Regions from separate parts of the Homo sapiens genome. Here region 2 is linked to region 1. A link is a contact called in ENCODE Hi-C or POLR2A ChIA-PET data. All regions are on one chromosome and are shown on one strand. The core of a region is the stretch at or near the end of the contact, and the rest is flanking DNA. Distances in the headings are between cores, read along the strand shown.

The links. Hi-C counts contacts between places; a loop is a spot of excess contacts on that map. ChIA-PET counts read pairs that join two places held with the same protein, here RNA polymerase II (POLR2A). Pooled maps may share reads with other maps.
Region 2: a loop to region 1 is called in a pooled map, with 2.5 times the contacts of the local background. The contact joins two enhancer-like sites. A Hi-C loop is called at or near these places in 8 of 168 maps with a recorded cell type or tissue (CD4-positive, alpha-beta T cell, K562, adrenal gland and 5 more), 2 of 37 single-sample maps with no recorded cell type and 7 of 50 pooled maps. POLR2A ChIA-PET finds 5 or more read pairs at or near these places in 1 of 52 experiments (Caco-2).

The regions. Positions count from the first base shown.
Region 1 is chr21:45,430,675-45,436,212 of GRCh38, reverse strand. The region is part of intron 2 of COL18A1 (collagen type XVIII alpha 1 chain); the gene reads right to left. Among named protein-coding and RNA genes, the nearest start is that of COL18A1-AS1, 8.4 kb to the right of the region's middle. RefSeq lists enhancers at 1,135-1,984, 3,184-4,180, 4,181-5,179 and a silencer at 5,048-5,232. Within about 2 kb of position 4,037, at least 7 of the 41 ENCODE cell types and tissues checked have a DNase peak (open chromatin) inside an H3K27ac peak, as active enhancers do.
Region 2 is chr21:44,963,782-44,969,760 of GRCh38, reverse strand. It overlaps SLX9 (SLX9 ribosome biogenesis factor), which reads right to left. Exons shown (of 6, transcript NM_058190.4): 4 at 2,580-2,727. Among named protein-coding and RNA genes, the nearest start is that of SLX9, 27 kb to the right of the region's middle. RefSeq lists an enhancer at 1,252-1,832. Within about 2 kb of position 2,825, at least 12 of the 41 ENCODE cell types and tissues checked have a DNase peak (open chromatin) inside an H3K27ac peak, as active enhancers do.

The DNA of each region.
Region 1 (5,538 bases), core at 2,788-5,287:
TCAAGGGCTAGAATCACTGTCACCCACGTGGGCATTCACCAGAGGGATGGCAGCCCTGTAGGTAGGGTTTCAAATGAGCCCCCTTTAAACATGCTCTTGCTCACAGAGGATACTGTCTGCAAACGCTGCACATTGTGCTGGCTTTATAAACGCACCCAGAAGATGAGCCTGAGGCCCCAGTGTCCCCCTTGCCGACTGCAGTGGGCAGGAATTGGCCACCCTGCCTGGGCCATGGACCCACAGCTCTGCTGTGAAGGATAGTGGGTGAGGCTGGGACCCCAGGGTGCATCTCACAGGGGCTCAAGAGAGGGGCACACGGAGTTACTGATGGGAAGAGCATTTGTTCATAGGTGTCCCAATTGACAGACCCACGATCCTGAATGCAGAGGAGGCCGACACCCTCCGAGCAGACCTGTGCCAGGGAGCGCCGGGGGGACGTCCAAGGGGCCCATAGGTACTCGGGATGCCCCAACATGCCTCAGCCCACGGCAGACCCTTCACCCTATAGGACTCCCAGCTCCCCATCCACCCAGCGTCTACCCCAGTGGGCAAACGCTCACTTCCTGCTCCCTGACCCCACCTCTGCCCCAGCCAACCTCTGACTCCCTCCCGGACTCCCACAGCCTGGCCCTGCCCGTGCCTCCCACCTGACACATGGAGGCCGAGCTGGGGCTCAGAGGGTGGGTGCTCCCCAGCCCCCAGGGTCACTAAGAACGGGCTGCCCATTCCTGGTGGGTCTGTGCTCAGAGGGAAGGCCAGGACTCCATGGCCCAGCTGAGCACCTACACTGAAGGGGCTTCTGAACCCAGACCTAACCAACCCACCCATGGACCAAACAGCTGGAGGTCTGCAGGAGGTCTCTGATGGGGACGCCCCCACTTCCTCCTCCTCCCTCCGCCCACCCCCACCCCACCTTCCTCCTCTTCCTTCCTCCCTCCCCCCACCCCCTTCTTCCTCTTCTCTCCTCCCGCCCCCACCCCACCTTCCTCTCTTCCTCCCATCGACCCCCTACCCACTTCCCAGGACTCACACCTGCAGTGCGGCATCCCGGCATCCCTATATCTGTCCCCAGGAGGGCGGGTTCACCCCACCATCCCCACCTGCACCCACAGAAGAATGGGGACCAGGGCTGCGAGAAAGCAGGACAGTGGCTTTCCTTCAGCCCTTGGTGCTCCAGGGACAAATCCCACTGAGCACGTCCCTCAGGAAACCATGCAGGGTCAGAACCAGCCCCCGGCTTCCCCTCTGACTGGGCTTTCCCGACCCAGGCTCTCAAGCCACAGCCTGTCAGCATCACAGGAACCAGGGCCTGGTCTAGGACCGGCTGTTCAAAGGCCCTGGGTCACCCCTCACCAGAGAGACCCCAGCACAGCCCAAAAGAGAGAAGCGATGCCCCTTTCCGGGAAGCCCGGCTCTGGGGGCTGCAACCCACCGGGACCCCCGCCAAGACGTGGGGGAGCCCCCATCTCCCCACTGCCAGTCAGCCCAGATACATCCACGAACCACCTGCATATACAGTCTTTGGTTAGGAAGGAGGTGGAAGTGGAACGTCCAGATGCAAATTCATTCAGCCTCTGCCACCCTCTGAGGAGAAGATGCACTGGGTTCTTCTCCATGATTTTTTAAAGGCTGTTGTAACAGCCCTGCTTGTACATGCCAAGCCTCTGAAGCTCACAGAGCCACGGGAAGCCCTCACCCCGACTCAGGCAGGGAGTCCCAGCCTCTGGCCTGATGCTCAGAACTGCTGCAAACCCCCCCGGAGAGAGCAAGGAAAGTAGGTCTCATGCACAGACTCTCTCACCTGGACCTGTTAATGGCTGCCTGGGGGGTCAGATGGGAAAGGTACCTGGTTTCTGAACTGAGAACAGAGGTTTCAGGAGCTCCTGCGCCCGTCCCAGCACGGGCCGCCTGTCCCCGAGGGCAGAAATGCTGTGGCCCTGCACCCTCTGGTCAGATGCTTCTGTCCTGCCCTGCCACAACCCCCTCCTGCAAGAGCTTGAATATCACCACCCCCCGGTGAAGCCACTGCCTCTGGGTTTCTGGATCATGCACCCATGAGCCACAGGAGCACAGGCTTGCACAGGAAGTGTCTGCTCACACACCTGGCCCATGCACCTGCTCACACACCTGGCCCATGCACCTGCTCACACACCTGGCCCATGCACCTGCTCACACACCTGGCTCATGCACCTGCACACACATCTGTTTGGCACCTGAGCCCCCAAAGGGTGGGTGTTCATTCCCCTCCGCCCCTGATGGTCTCTTTCCCACCGTGCACAAAAACTGGGGTTCCTGGGGGGCTCACCTGACACCACCTGGCTCCTGGCACCTGCTCAGTGCCCCTCAGCCTGTCATGCCATGCCACAGCCCCTCCCCTGGCCAGTGCTTTCAGTGAACCCATTTGCAGGGGAGAAAAACTGAGGCACAGAGAAGACACATGACCCAACAGTCACACGGCTGGCCAAAGAGATGCTGCCTGTCAGTGTAAAGAAAATTATCGAATCCCACATGGGACCAAGAGCTCAGGAATGTGAGCTGCTGGGGGCTCCAAATGCCATCCAGCTCATCTCCCCCAGGGGTGACTTCAAAAGGTGTTCTTGCAGGAGCTCTTCTCATAGGACAAGCCCAGCTCACAGGGGCCACGACAGCCACGCGAAAGGAGCCTCCTTGCAGGCCCTGGGCCGGCATCTGTTGGATCAACCTGAATCCACCCGAGACCTGCAAAGTCCCTGGTATTTTCTTGGTGCTCTGTGGCCCTGCTCACCTTCCAGACAGAACTACTACCAGGCACAGGCACAGACGCACACAAAGACGACCAGAGAGGCTCCCGGGCTCCACTCTCATGGAGCTGGTCCAATCCACACACAATGGGTACTAGCAACCTCAAATTTTAAAGTTTGTTTAAAGCATGTTACCTATAAAAATAAAGGGCTTTTAAGAGCCGTAAGTGGAAAGATTGAACTAAATGTTCTGTCCTATCATCCAAACTTTCTGTCCACATCTGAACAAACCCAGCGCGTCCCTCTCTCCTTGTCCTTCTATAAACTCACAAGGTCAGAAGGAATCAAACATGAAAGGGTGTCCGTGACCCTCTCGAAATGAAGCCATTGTTGCTGTTTTCTTTGGCTAAATGACTCAGTCAAGTTTCGAAGAGGATTAACATCTGTGTACACTGCTGTTTTTTCTAGAACCTATTTGGGGTTTCTCATACTTATTCTAGGAAAAGTAGATGCAGGAGGCACCTCTCCCTAGAGGGGTGAATTTAGTGGGACATTTGGCATAACTCTGCCGGAGGGGTTGGCACAGGCATCTGTCTTCTGCAGCCTTGATTTCTGTGGGTGGAGGGTGAGGCCCCTCCCGGCTGTACCGAGGGAGGCCTGCACAGGGCTGGCTCACAGAGCAGGCTTTTGCTGTAGGACAGCCTGCTACGGGGCCATGTCCCACCCTGACCCACAGAGCCACGTGCCCAGAGACATTTCAAGGAAGCTTCCAGATCCCAGCCCACGGACCCACGGAATGGCTCAAGATTCCCGCCAGCAATCACACAGAAACTGGCCATTGTCCTGCCGCGCTCTGACCCCAGCAGTATGGTCCAGATGCTCTGACTGGAGCCACAGGCTCTGAGATGCGGCAGATGTTAGGACTCGAGGGGGTTCTCACCCAAAAAGTGGGTGATGAAAAATGGCAATGTGGCTCCCAGCAGGGCCTGCATAGCCCAGGGGGCTGTGTCTGCAGAGCCTCCAGCTGAGCACCCCAGTCCATCCCACTCCAGGCCCTGTGCAGAGGGAGAGGAGGCCGCTAGGTAAATATCCACCTGATTTAAACCTGGAGGCAATCAATGGACCACATCACCCACAACATGAAGTGGGGGGTCCCTCAGCGGCATCTGCAAGGCTGCCTGCCACAGACTCTCACTGAGACCCTGGAATGTGGCCTCCGCCAAGGCCACCTCCGCCAGCCCAGCCCCAGCCCCAGCTCTGACCTTCAGGACCCCCCATGAGGGCACCTGTCCCCCAAATCCAGGGAGGCCCTGCTGGGGCAGGGAGAGGCCTGGGGCTTGTTCCAGTCTGTGCTCTGGAACTTTCCTTATCTCCAACCTGTGTCTGCTCTAAAGTGCTGGAAGGAGGCCAGTGGGGACCGAGGTGGGCACCGCCCAGGGCCTGCAGCCCACAGCAGGCTCAGCTGTGGGAGGGTCTCCATGGGCTTAATAGGATGTGGGCCGGGAAAGTAGCTTATGACACCCTTGTTAGCAATGGGGCAGGAATGAGAGCAGCCGTCACCAGGGCAGCAAGTGCAAACCAAACCAGGGCTGCCCTTGGCAGGAGCAGTGACCACCCACCCACTCACCCGCCTGGTACCCCCGCTGTACCCCGAGGAGCTGAGAGCAGGGGCTCTGCTGCCCCCACCAATGCGCGCGGCTTAGACCGTCCGCGACGGCCTGCCCTGCCTGTGCCCAAATTGTCTCAAATGGCAGACACCGAGAGCCGCAGAGAGCCAGCTGGGATTGTCTTGGGGGCCTTGGGGTCTGCTGGGCCCTCCAGAACATCACCACTTTCCGGGGGCTTCCAGGAATCGGTCAGAATGAGTCCACCCTCCTGTGGGCCGTCTAGGCCTGGCCTCCACCCCTGACCCCCAGGGCCGCCTGGTCCTGCCTGCCCCCCTCCCCTGGGCCGCCGAGTCCTGCCTGCCCCCCTCCCCTGGGCCGCCGGGTCCTGCCTGCCCCCTCCCCTGGGCCGCCGGGTCCTGCCTGCCCCCCTCCCCTGGGCCGCCGGGTCCTGCCTGCCCACCTCCCCTGGGCCGCCGGGTCCTGCCTGCCCCCCTCCCCTGGGCCGCCGGGTCCTGCCTGCCCCCCTCCCCTGGGCCGCCGGGTCCACACACGCTCCGCTGTCTCTGCAGCCAGCACTGGCCCTGCACACAGCAGGTGCTCGGTGGAGGTCACCTGGGCCTCCCCAGGTCTCTGCAAACACTGACCCTCTGTCCTTGGCCCAGAAGGGGTGGGACACCCTGTCTGTCCGTCGCCCACCCTTGGAGAGCACAGAGGCAGGCTCCCTCCCAGGCCTGCCTGACAGCCCAGATAAGCCGCTATGAATGGAATGCGACCTCCTCCCGCACAGGAGCGTCACCCCCAGCCTCAAACCAGCAAACAAACCACCTGGAAGCCAAGAGACCAGTGCCTGCCTGAGAACAGTCCTGCTCGGCCCGCCCGTCAACAGGCAAGGGCACCCCGGGACTTATTTCTAGGTCTTTCTACGGACTTGATTTTCAATGGCCCAGCTGACTAAGGGCGGGCGAGGTGGTCTACGTGTTCTGTTCCATCTGATCCGCCTTGCTCCCGAGCTGACCCTGCCTCATGGGGTGACCACGGCCGGCAGAGCCTCGTGATCCCGGCTTCCCAGGGCAGCCCCACAAAGGAGCTTGCTTTGGTGGACGAGTGCGGGCTGAGGGCCGGGGAAAGCCAGCCGGGCCACTGACGCTCCCTTGCAGTGCAGCCTCCTGCCTAGAAATAAAGGCAAGTTCTCCCAGACCAGCCACGAGACC
Region 2 (5,979 bases), core at 1,576-4,075, 470 kb after region 1:
TTAACTATTAATTACTTAACGCTCACTATTTCTCTGTTGATACTGGTTCCTTCCATGTGACGAACGTACCACACTCATGTCAGAGCAACAGCATGCGGGGACGGGGGAGCTGCATGGAGCTCTTGGCACCATCTTTGCCATTTTTCTACGAATCTAAAGCCTGTCTAAAATAGGGCTGATTCCAAGAGCTCCCCCAGGGTCAGGAGGCACTGCTGCCTGAGCCACATCTGAGGAGGGACGGGGACTCCCAGCGACAGGAGGCTCTCAGGGCTGAGAGCAGATGTGCCTTCCCGGCCCAGAGCCCCGCAGGGAGGCAGGGGCACATCCTCCTCGGCCTGGGGGCTGGGTGTTGATACAGCCCTCTCCCTTCTGGGAGCGCCAAGCACATTTTTCAGATGAGAAAACTGAAAACAGGGAAAGGATACTTGACCAGGGTCACATTTTTGTCCAAGAACCAGGAATGTTCGGTCATCACATCGCCACTCCGGGCGGCCGCTCCTATTCTGGACCCAGTGCTCTGGTGCCTCCGCCGCGGGATGCCAGCCTGGAGCTGCCTGGGCCTGCAGCGCGTGACCTGCCACCCTCGAGCCTGGGCAGCTGGGCCATGAAAGGATGGACCCCAGGTTTGACACTGCACACAGCCCCTGCTTTCTGCCCAGATGGAAAGTTAGTAGGAGAAAGAAAATTATTTTTTAAACAGCAAAATTAGGCCAGGCGCGGTGGCTCACGCCTGTAATCCCAGCACTTTGGGAGGCCGAGGCGGCTGGATCACGAGGTCAGGAGATCTAGACCATCCTGGCTAACACGGTGAAACCCCGTCTCCGCTAAAAATACAAAAAATTAGCCAGGTATGGTGGCGGGCGCCTGTAGTCCCACCTACTTGGGAGGCTGAGGCAGGAGAATGGTGTGAACCCAGGAGGCGGAGCTTGCAGTGAGCCAAGATCGTGCCACTGCACTCCAGCCTGGGGGACAGAGCAAGGCTCCGTCTCCAAAAAAAAAAAAAAAAAGCACAGAGATGACACAAATGAATGAGGAAGGCCCAGAAGCTGAGACAGAACAGAGTGGTCCGGCCTCTTTCCAGCCCTGAAAGCTGGGCTGTGGCTACACAGCCCCCGCCTGAGCCCAGAGCCTCAGCACCCACACCTGGGTGGTGCCTTCCAGCCACAGGGGAAGGGCAGAGGCTGCTCTCCTTTCACGTGCATGTGACCCAGGCACAAAGAGCCTGAAAGCCAAGCTCCTGGGAGACGGGCGCCACAGGCAGCAGCTTATCAGCAGGCTGCATCCCCTGCGAGGTGACAGGGAGGGTCATGCAGCCGCTGCCCTCCTGGTTGAGCCGTCCTGGGGTGCACACACCACAGCAGGCTGGCACATGGAACACTGTCCACATTGTCAGGGCACATGGAACCTGCCACTGGCAAATGGCTCAATGGGTGGTGGGGTTGCGTCACCGGGTGGTGGTATCTTCATTGGGTGGCGGGGTTGCGTCACTGGGGGTTGTGTCACTGGGGGTTGCGTCACCGGGTGGCAGGGTTGTGTCACTGGGGGTTGCGTCACTGGGTGGCGGGGTTGTGTCACTGGGTGATGGGGTTCTGGAGGGAGCACCTCAGTGCGTCAGGAGGAGGGCTCATGCTCGGGACCAGGCCTTGCCCAGGGCAGGGGGGTGGAGGGGCCCCACTGGGGTCCAGGCCCAGGCCCAGGCCCGCTGGCTTGGCCACTCATGCACTAAGGGCCCAGAACCCACCACCCCAGCTCTCAGCAGGGGGCGGGGGAGGGGCGCTGTGATGCCAGCAGCCAAGGGTGGGGCAGGGGCCTGCCTCTTTCCTGAAGAACAAACCACATCCAGACCCGTGGTGAGGCTGGGAGGCATGTGCTTCCCACACAGGTAGGTACAGCTCGGGAGAGCAACCGCACTCACATCAGGCCCCGTCCCTCCTGGGGAGGACGCACGAGGCAGCTCCCGCCCCATGAGGACAAGCTCTGGGATGTGTGTCCCAGGGCCCTGCATGAGTGGGTCCCACACGCTCACCACACCCGACAGCAGGCCTGAGCCGTCCTCACGGGCCACCCTCTGTGCGACAGAGTGAGGGGCAGGACAGGGTGTGCAGTGTTAGGTGGGCATCAGGGAAAGGTCCACTCAGGAGGGGAGACTGCAGCCCCTGTCAGAGGCACGAGAAGAGCATGGTGGATGCTCAGGGGCCTCAGCTGAGCACAGCAGGGTCTCTGTGGGGTGGAGGCTGTGGCAGAACAGTGAGTTGGGGGGACCCCCAGTGGGACCCGGCAGGAGCTGTGGTCAATGTCGGGGGAGGGGCACATGAGGGAGCTCGGCATCAGCAGAGCCACCAGGCTCCTCACAAGGGTGGGCCTGGGTGCCCCCGAAACGTCCCCCACAGCCCCCACGGGCCTCACGAGCTCACGCCCTGAGAACAGGGTACCTGTGCGGAGCACCGGCTGGAGCCCCAGCTCTCGGCCTCTGCAGGCTCAGGAAGCACCGTGGCCCGTGGCTCCCACTCATATCCCTCCACCTCTGGACCCGGGTCAGCCCCACAGCTCGGAAAGGGCCACCCCTCCCGGACACTCACCTGCGGGCTTGGCGCCGGCTGCCAGCCTCGAGCCCCAGCAGCTCGGGCAGGGCATCCCTGAGAGGGTGCAGGTCCCCCACCACCACCGTGGCCCTCCGCCTCCGCTCCTCCCTGTGCTTCTGCTCAGCCAGTTTTATGGCTTCGATTTCTAAGGAAGGAGAAACGACGTTAGAGGCAAACAAGAGGCAGAGGAGGAGCCCAGGCCCAGAGCCTCTGGCCCACGAGAGACCTGGCAGGGTGCCCGGCCCTGCTGCCTCTCTCCTTCCCGCTGTCACCCCCATTCCGCCCCTGGGAACCTGCAGGGCGGGCAGGCTTGAGTTATTTTCTTCCCCTTAATGACAGAGCTGCGCTTTTTAATCGCAGGGCTGACAATGAGGTGGAACTGCAGCCACTGAGGATTTCTCCTGCAAAGGGACGCTGGCAACTGTGGCCGGAGCACGCGTAGGGGAGTGCACACAGCCACCGAGCAGAGGGGACAGAGGGGAATGAGGAAAAGGGGCCCTCAACTTAAGATGGCAAGTCACAGCCTGGGAGGCTCAGCTTTGTTCCCAGGAGGGAGAGGGCTCCCCAGAGGGAAGGGGAGAAGCCCCAGGACAGACCTGAGGGCTTGGGGCCATGGGGGGTGGCAGGTAGGGCTGAGGCCTCCACGCTAGAGAAGGGATTTGGGCAGGGTCTGGACAGAAGGGGTATGGCCTTGGGATTTGATTTAATTTAAAAATGTATTTATCTCAAAACTGCTAAGAGAACACATGCTCGGACATGCTGCTCACTGCACGTGGCTCCTGGAGGCTGTGGAGCGCGGACGGCCTGCTCTCTTCAGGGCAACCCACCGGGACAGGCCTGCAGCTCAAACACTGCCAGCTCGTGACACAGGCCCGGGCATGGCAGACCTGTGCCCCCTGGGGGGAATGCCCAGGTTTCCAGAGGTGACAACAGCCAGCTCCTCTCCAATCCCGCTGTCTGGGACAGCGGCGCCCCTCTCAGCCCCCAGGGCAGGTGGCTCGCAGAACAAGGTGTGAAGGGCCCACCCTGACCAACCCGAAATCAGGGGATGCCACCCTGCCCTGGGTCCCTGTAGCAGGGTGTGTTTACCTGGCTCCAAATCACTGACAAGAACCTGGGACAAAGACCACCCTTCCTCTGGGTCCTCAGCCCCCAGTGCAGGTTGAGAGCTTGGAAGGTGTACACCAGCTCTCCACAGCCTTGGGAATCACGGGGGTTTATAAGGTAAGAATCCAGCGCTTACTCCACCCTGCCTGGACTGTGGTAGACACGTTACTCGGCACCTCATTAAAAGAGAGCCAGGGCACCCTGGAAGCTGGGGTAGGGAGGGGCGGGCCAGGCCAGATGGCTCCTTCACAGGCTGCAGACCCAGGCCAGGAAAAGCAAAGCAGAGGCATGTGGTTCCCGTGAGGACAGACACAAAGGCCCGCACCTCAGCAAGCCAAAGCCAGAAGCCTTTCAAAAGAAGGATACCTTGTGCCCAAGCAGGGTGAGCCCCAGGCATGCAAGGATGGTTCTCCCGGGAAATGCCTCAGGGTGACCCTCCACAGTGGCCACTCAAGAGGCAAGAAAGCCTATGGTCACCACCACCAGTGTGCAGAGGATTCTGCACAATTCACTGCCCACGCATGAGAAAAATTACAATGAAACCACAAACGGAAGGAAGCTCCTTGACAGATGAGCTGCTAGAAACCCACAGTGAGTATCACATTTCAGGGCAAAACATTAGACACTCAATGATAAATCCGAGCAAGGAAAAGATGACCACAATATCGACAATCCCACCCGGCCCACTCAATTCTGAGGGGGAGGGAGGGAGCGAGGCAGTGGCGGGGCGGGACCCACGGCCTGGGAACACTCAGCACTGCTCTCATCTGCAGCACCTAGGGGAGGTCCCACACAAACACCAGCTTCCAAGCAGCCAGGAGAACCAACGGGAGAGTGCAGTTCTTCTCTGTCAGTTACTCCGGAAAAATCGGATGCTGCCTCAGCTAAAATTTCAACGGGATTTTTAGTCAAACCTGTGCAGCTAATTCTAAACTTTATGTTTTAAAAACAACTAAATGCATAAGAATAGTAAAAACATTTTTTACAAAGAACAAGCAACAAGAAAGTAGGGCTATCGGATATTAAAGCAAATTATAAAATAACAGAAATTAACAGCGTGGCAAAAGTGCTGATGAACACTCAGTGGACGCAGGGCAGACCAGGCAAAGTGTGAGCATGACACGTGAGGTTAGATAAACTGGGGTCCTCCTGGGGAAAGAGTCAGAGTCCCTCTCACACTGTTCCTAAAAATCAGTATGTATGAATTAAATACTAAAAACAAAGAGGAATCAAAGGCCAAAAAATACAGCAGGAGCCACTCGACTGGATTAGAAATCAAGGAAATGTTGCACCTCATAGACTGGCAAATTTTTAAATGTTTCATAATATCGAGTGTTCGAGGACGGAGGGAGCTGATGGGTGGGTGTGAACTGGCCCAGCCGCCTTGGAGGACAACTGAGGGTTGGGAAAGTCAAGTGGGACATGTGTGTGGTTCCAACTACCCACCCTCCCGCCCACAGGGCATGGGGAGCCACTGTCCACGGCACGGCTGGGGCACAGGCTGTGTGGTGGAGCATAGAGGCGCTACCTGGGCACTGGGGAGGTATGTGGACAAAACAAAGCAAAGCAAGGGATGGAGAGTGACCGGGGGAGGCCTCCAGGAGTGGGAGGGCCCTGCAACGGGAGGAACAGCAAGGACAAACTTTGCAAGCTTGTCCTCATAAAGGCAAGGTGGGGTGGCGCGTGCAGATCCACAGGGGAAATTTCAACACATATTGGGGAAAAAAAGCAAATTGAGGGAAAAAATCCACACATACAGAAAACATGCATTTCTAAAGATCCTAAGGAATCTACAAAATGACTACCAGACCTAATGCATGATATTAGTAAATTCATAGGATACAAGATTAGTATTTTAAAAAACCAATTGTATTTTAACATACTAGCAGAGAGCTGAGAAAAAACTGCATTTATGACAGCATAAAAAACTATAAAATACTTAGCAATAAGCTTATTATAAGATGTAAGATCTCTACACTAAAACTGAATAACATTGATGATGAAATTTAAATGGTGAGATATACTATGTTCATGAATTTGAAGATCTGCTTTGCTAAGATGGTAATTCTGAACTGATCTATAGATTCAATGAAATCCCAATCATAACCCCACTAGGTTTTTGTTGTTGTTTTTAAAGAAATAGACAAGCTAATGATAATTTATATGGAAATGCCAAGGACTTAGAATATCCAAAACAACCTCAAGACAGACGAACCAACAAAAAGGACTTATGTTATCTGACTTCCAGATTAATCCTAAAGCTATGGTAATCAAGACAGTCTGGTTTTTG